Regions from separate parts of the Homo sapiens genome. Here region 1 is linked to region 2. Evidence: read pairs that join two places in POLR2A ChIA-PET (ENCODE). Cell type or tissue: MCF 10A. All regions are shown on one strand. Links, peaks and the distances in the headings refer to the core of each region. The heading gives the core; the rest is flanking DNA. Region 1 overlaps FAM81A (family with sequence similarity 81 member A). Region 2 overlaps MYO1E (myosin IE).

Region 1 (2,920 bases), core at 297-2,796, 310 kb after region 2:
TAGCTGGAATTTCAGGCACACCACCACACCCGGCTGATTTTTGTATTTTTGTAGAGACAGGGTTTCACCATGTTGGCCAGGCTGGTCTTGAGCTCCTGTCCTCAAGTGACCAACCAGTTATGTATGGCCTCCCAAAGTGCTGGAATTATAGGCATGAGCCACCATGCCTGGCCTAAACATGTTTCTTTAAGATGATTTTTGAAAAATTTACAATGCAGTGAGAAAGTAATTTCAATTTTGCTGTTTTCCCAACGTCCGAAACACATTTTATGTAATGGTTATTCTTGCCTTAACCAGACAGCACTCTTTTATATTTACATGTATTTTTGGAGTGTGCAATTTTGCAAGTGATGATTTCCGTGATAGACAGGGAAAACTGAGTAAAATCTAAATTTGGCAAAAAATTTAGTTTGTATTTGAGTGTTTACTTTTTTTGTAACTGGTAGTAACTATATATAATGACAAAGTAACAACAAGGAAGTTTAAAAATTTAAGACTCCAATGTGAAACACTAATTATATTGATTTATATGTATTATGAACTTAAGCATGTCTACCTAAACATGTTAGGATGCTTGATGACAGATCAGAATTGCTGTCTTATAGCCAAACTTCATTAAAATGAAATCATGATTGTCTTAGTTTAGGCTGCTATGACAAATTACCATAGACTGGGTAGCTTAAACAACAGAAATTTCTTTTTCATGATTCTGGAGACTGGGAAGTCCAAGATCAAAATGCTGGTAGATCCAGTGTCTGGTGAGACCCTGCTGCCTGAATTGTAGATGGTCGTCTTTTCGTATCCTTGCATGGCAGAAAGTAGAGAGCAGAAGCAAGACCTTCTTTTAAGGTACTAATCCCATTCGTGAAGATTCTACCCTCATGACCTAATCACCTCTTATAGGCCCCACCTCCTAATACCATCACATCAAGGGTTAGGAGTTTAACCTACAATTTTTTTTTTTTTTTTAGACTGGGTCTTGCTCTGTCATTCAGGCTGGAATGCAGTGGTATGATCATGGCTCACTGCAGCCTCAACCTCCTGGGCTCAAGTAATCCTCCTGCCTTGGTCTTCCGAAGTGCTGGGATTACAGGCATGAGCCACCACGCTTGGTGAACATATGAATTTTTGGAGGACACAAACATTCAGTCCGTAACAATGATGTAGAGTAAATTTAAAAAGTACTAAAAGGAAGTCTTCATTTATAAGTAATATAAAAATTGGCACCAGGCACGGTGGCTCACGCCTGTAATCCCATCACTTTGGGTGTGGGATCCACAAGGTGGGTGGATCACTTGAGGTCAGGAGTTCGAGACCAGCCTGGCCAACATGATGAAACCCCATCTCTCCTAAAAATATATATAAAAATTAGCTGGGCCTGATGGCATGTGCCTGTAATCCCAGCTACTTGGGAGGCTGAGGAAGGAGAATTGTTTGAACCTGGGAGGTGGAGGTTGCAGTGAGCCAGGATCATGCCACTGCACTCCAGCCTGGCTGACAGAGCAAGACTCCATCTCTAAATAAATAAATAAATTGGGAGAGTGGGCATAATATAAAACTGATACTTGGCCGGGCGTGGTGGCTCACACCTGTAATCCCAGCACTTTGGGAGACCAAGGTGGGCAGATCATGAGATCAGGAGTTCAAGACCAGCCTGGCCAACATGGTGAAACCCCATCTCTACTAAAAATACAAAAATTAGCTGGGTGTGGTGGCAGGTGCCTGTAACCCCAGCTACTTGGGAGGCTGAGGCAGGAGAATCACTTGAACCCAGGAGGCGGAGGTTACAGTCAGCCGAGATCGTGCCACTGCCCTCCAGCCTGGGCAACAGAGTGAGACTCTGACTCAAAAAAAAAAAAAGCAAAAACAAACAGAAAACAAAACAAAGAACAAAATAACCTCATACTTGTAGTATCAGTTTTAAAACAGAGGTGTGAAGATATTTAAATTGTATTTCAATGATGTAAAAGGTGTATTTTTTATTTATAGATTCTTGAAGAATATCTTCTGTAAATTGCCTGAGTTTTTATTATTATTATTATTGCTGGTTTATAGCTGTTTTTCAGTTCACGCAGTAAAATTTTACTGGGTTATTTGATTTTTGAGAATCATCCCTGCAGGTGATTTTATATTACAAAAGTAAAGCTGAAGCCATTCTTAAGATGTGAAACTTACTGCTAGACCCTGATAGAACTAGTCAAATCGAGATATATTAACACTGTATCTTGGCAAATTTGCCTAGATAAGTCTTTATGATTTTCTGTCATGTGACTCTGAACAGTTATACACTGGAAAAAAAGTAAAATATGTTTTCAAACCATTACCCTATGTGATCCTCAAGAGCTAGAACAGAGTCTTAATATTTCTATTTTCAACACCTACCAATGTCTAAGACATAGTAGGAGCTCAATAAATGTTTCATAATCAAGAGCTCTGGGTCTCCTTGCCCCTTCCAGAACCCTATAATTATTGCTTATATTCTTTCAGCAGATACCAGTGTCAAAACAGATGACTCTTGTATACTAATACACAGTAAGTGCTTGATAAATGTTGAATGGAAGAATTTATTGTTTTAATACATCTCCATCCACAGTGTCTGTTAGCGGTTTGCCTTGTGATATGGAGAAGCTTATCAATTATTTATTCCTCAGAAACTTTCCACCAATGATCATCATCATTATAAATTTAGAGGAAGTAATATAGTCAACTATGAATTATACATGTCTGGGTTATCCATACTGTCTTTGGTTTAAGCCGTTATCGGTCCCTGGAAGCCGAGCCCTGGTGAGCAGTCCGTGGTCCTTTTATTGGTGGTAAGCTTTCCTTTCCATGCCAGTTTGATGGCTGGGGGTAGTAGTTTGGACCCCCATGTCTTTTTATGGCTTTAGCTGTGTCTCTGGCCTTTGGGAACCATGCAGTG
Region 2 (2,920 bases), core at 314-2,813:
TTCCATGTAAAATCTGATCCATTTAGAAGGAAACTCCTGTGGTATCCCTGTTCAGCCCCATTCACAGGTCAAGGTAGGGGTTGGGCCCTTCTTGGAATGACAGGGCTCCCTTGGGCAGAGAATCTTGGGGGACTATCTCAGGCTTGTCAGGAACCTTCTCTCCAGACTGAGACAGGGAGCTAGTGACCCAGAGGTGATGGAGCCAGTAGCTGTAGCCACAGCCTCTACCTTGGTCTGATGTTGAAACTCATTCACCAATGTGCTAGTATTAAGAAGTGTGGCCTTAAGGAGGTGATTAAGTTACAAGGAAGAGGTCCTCATGAATTGGATTAGTGACCTTACAGAAGAGGTATGACAGAGTGGTTTGCCCTTTCTGTCATTCTCCCATGTGAGGACACAACAAGAGGCGCCATCTATAAAGAAAAGACTGGGCCTTCACCAGACACCACATCTGCCTGCACCTTGACCTTGGACTTCCCGGTCTCTAGAACTGTAAAAATTAAATTCTTACTGTTTACATATTACCCACTTTCAGTCCTCCTACAGGAAAGGGGCTTGGTAATCCACAGGAGAAAAAGAGGTCGAAGGAACCACAGCACAATTGGATAGGAAGGCGTAGAATGGCAGTACGCGCAAACCATGGGGGTGGGGCGGGGCGGTGAATGGAGTTCACTGGAAGCAAGAGGCCAGTGTCAGGGGAAAGGAGCTTGGTCCTTTCATGGCCAGCTTACTGAAGAGCAGCCAAAGAGTTTCCCTTGGACGTAAAGTCAGAACCCTTTACAGTGTTTTTTGGACAAATAATAGCCATTTGGGTGGAACACTTGGTCATTATCATTACCTCAGATGTTTGTTTTCAGACATCCACACATCATAGCCATGCTTCTTGCCCACTCCTGTGATAGTTGGGATCAAGGATAAACCCTGACAAGCAGTGGTTTAAACAATAGACGGTTTTCATCTCCGTCACTCAACAGCTCATGCAAAGGCAATTCAGGGCCAACGTGCCAGTTCCATAGTGCCTGGGAACAAACACCTCCTACTTACCTTTAAAGGTACAGCCAGCAATCTAAAACCCCAAAAAGCACTTATGAAAAGCTGCTCAAAAGAGCTCTTCCAAGTCATTTTGAATTAATAAAGTCTAAGCCTCCTGGCACCCTAGCCCAGGTGTAAGAACCCGGCTGCATTAGGTAGAGTGCATGCAAAAGACCAGAGTAAAACAAGAAGCTCCACTTTTTGGCCTTTGGGGTGAGGAATGAAACGCCTTCCTGTTTTGGTTGTTTGCTCAAAGCTTTCTTTGGCATGTCTGGTCATGCCTGGTGGCCTGGCTGAACTGTGGCAGGATGGTGATTATTCAACAGGGCTAAATGAGCCCAACACAAGTCACCTTGAGTGGTTTAATGGGCTTAGATTTATTAGGAGTTTCATTACTATTATAACGAAAAAAGCAAGCAGGCCAAAACTTCAAGGTCAATTATCAGCATGAATCTAGAAATGAGAAGAGATGTGTTTGGACACTTTGACTTTAACCAACAACTCCAAAATCCCCTCCCTTCAATGATCCAGGCATTGGAGCTAGGCAGACCACCTTCACCCAGGCCAGGGTCTCAGCTCATTCTGCTCTCCTTAGCCCACGCTCCTGAACCTGAAAACAAAGCTTTCGTGTTTATTTATTCTAAAAAGTCAGACTTATCTTTGGACTTCACCCCTGACTTATTCCTATGCTGCAATTCCTTACAGATGTTTGACGCTGTAAGCTGTGTTGAAAGACCTCTTCCTAGTCTCTGGTTTGGATCTGCCCTTGTTTTTTTATTCCTCTGTCTTTGCGGCTTACTGTTGTATTGCTGAAAACACTAGAAAATCTGTTTTACTCTCTTCACCAATATATCTTTTCACAGAAATGTTAGTTACAAAACACCAAGGAAAGTCCTGAAGGAGTTTTGTTTTTTTTTTTTAAAGCTGAAAAGGCAATTTCCAAGGATAGCCCTGCCTTTATTTAAGCTTTTATAAAAGTCTTTCCTGATTATGAAATATATGCTGCTTTTAGGAAACTGGAAGATACGGAGGCGAATCAAGAAGAAAATAAACCTTGCCCAGAATTCTACCACTCAGAGAAACCAGTGGCACCAGTTTCAGAACCTTCTTAACTTCTCTGAGAAAGCCCGGACGCAGATGCAGGCCTCAGCAGTGACGTGTCCAGCTCAAAGAAGCTTCACCTGACCCGCAGATGCAAAGACCCACTCTCCTCTCTTGTGTCCCAGGAATATCCTTTAAATCACGCTGGGAACACTTATAGTAAGGCACATGTTTACTCAGCTGTCTGTTCCCCCTTCCAGAATGAGAGGAGCTTCCTGAGGCAGTGACTGTGCCTCATCCACCTTCGAATACCAGGGCTCAGCACCAGGTAGGTGCTCAATCCCATGATGTTGACAACTTCCAGGTTCCCAATGCTTACAGACCATAGCAAGTCAAGATGCCAGTAATGCTTCAGGTCAGCAGGACAGGCAGTGAAGCGGGCTGTTTTTATTGCCAGAAAGTTTAGGGGATTCAGGCAAGGAGACATTCTGGGCAAGAATGTTGTGACCAGGGAGCTGGAGCCTCTGTCTAAAAGCACCGTCTTACGGGTTGTTTTTCCAATTGGAGATAAGTACTGGAAAATCTATTAACCCAGACAGACAGCCACACAACTTTTGGTCTCATCCTTCTGGTGATCAGCCACCAGAATGAGAAGAAAAATGAGAAGCCTCATCAGAGACCCCCAAATAAGAGCTTCCATGGCACCGAACTCAACACCTACAATAGCAAAGCCAAGAACATGGGTCATTACACCTGTGGTCACCCTTCCTGCAATTGAGTTTTTCAAATAAGAGTGGGGCCAGGCCAGTACTTGAACAAGAAGCAACTCTGGGAGGATCCTTCAAAA

Evidence for each region. ChIA-PET counts read pairs that join two places held together with the same protein. Peaks named below come from ENCODE experiments on the same cell type or tissue, not always from the same donor. Only the 100,000 strongest peaks of a DNase experiment are listed, where the experiment ranks them.
Region 1: POLR2A ChIA-PET joins it to region 2 with 6 read pairs; 2 of 35 experiments call an interaction of 5 or more read pairs at or near these places.

The regions. Positions count from the first base shown.
Region 1 is chr15:59,475,273-59,478,192 of GRCh38, forward strand. All of the region lies in intron 3 of FAM81A (family with sequence similarity 81 member A), which reads left to right. Among named protein-coding and RNA genes, the nearest start is that of FAM81A, 39 kb to the left of the region's middle. In MCF 10A, for the core only: no CTCF peak of the experiment used is centred there; no DNase peak of the experiment used is centred there.
Region 2 is chr15:59,164,613-59,167,532 of GRCh38, forward strand. The region is part of intron 22 of MYO1E (myosin IE); the gene reads right to left. Among named protein-coding and RNA genes, the nearest start is that of MIR2116, 5.2 kb to the right of the region's middle. RefSeq lists an enhancer at 1,300-1,349. In MCF 10A, for the core only: no CTCF peak of the experiment used is centred there; a DNase peak (open chromatin) is centred at 1,299.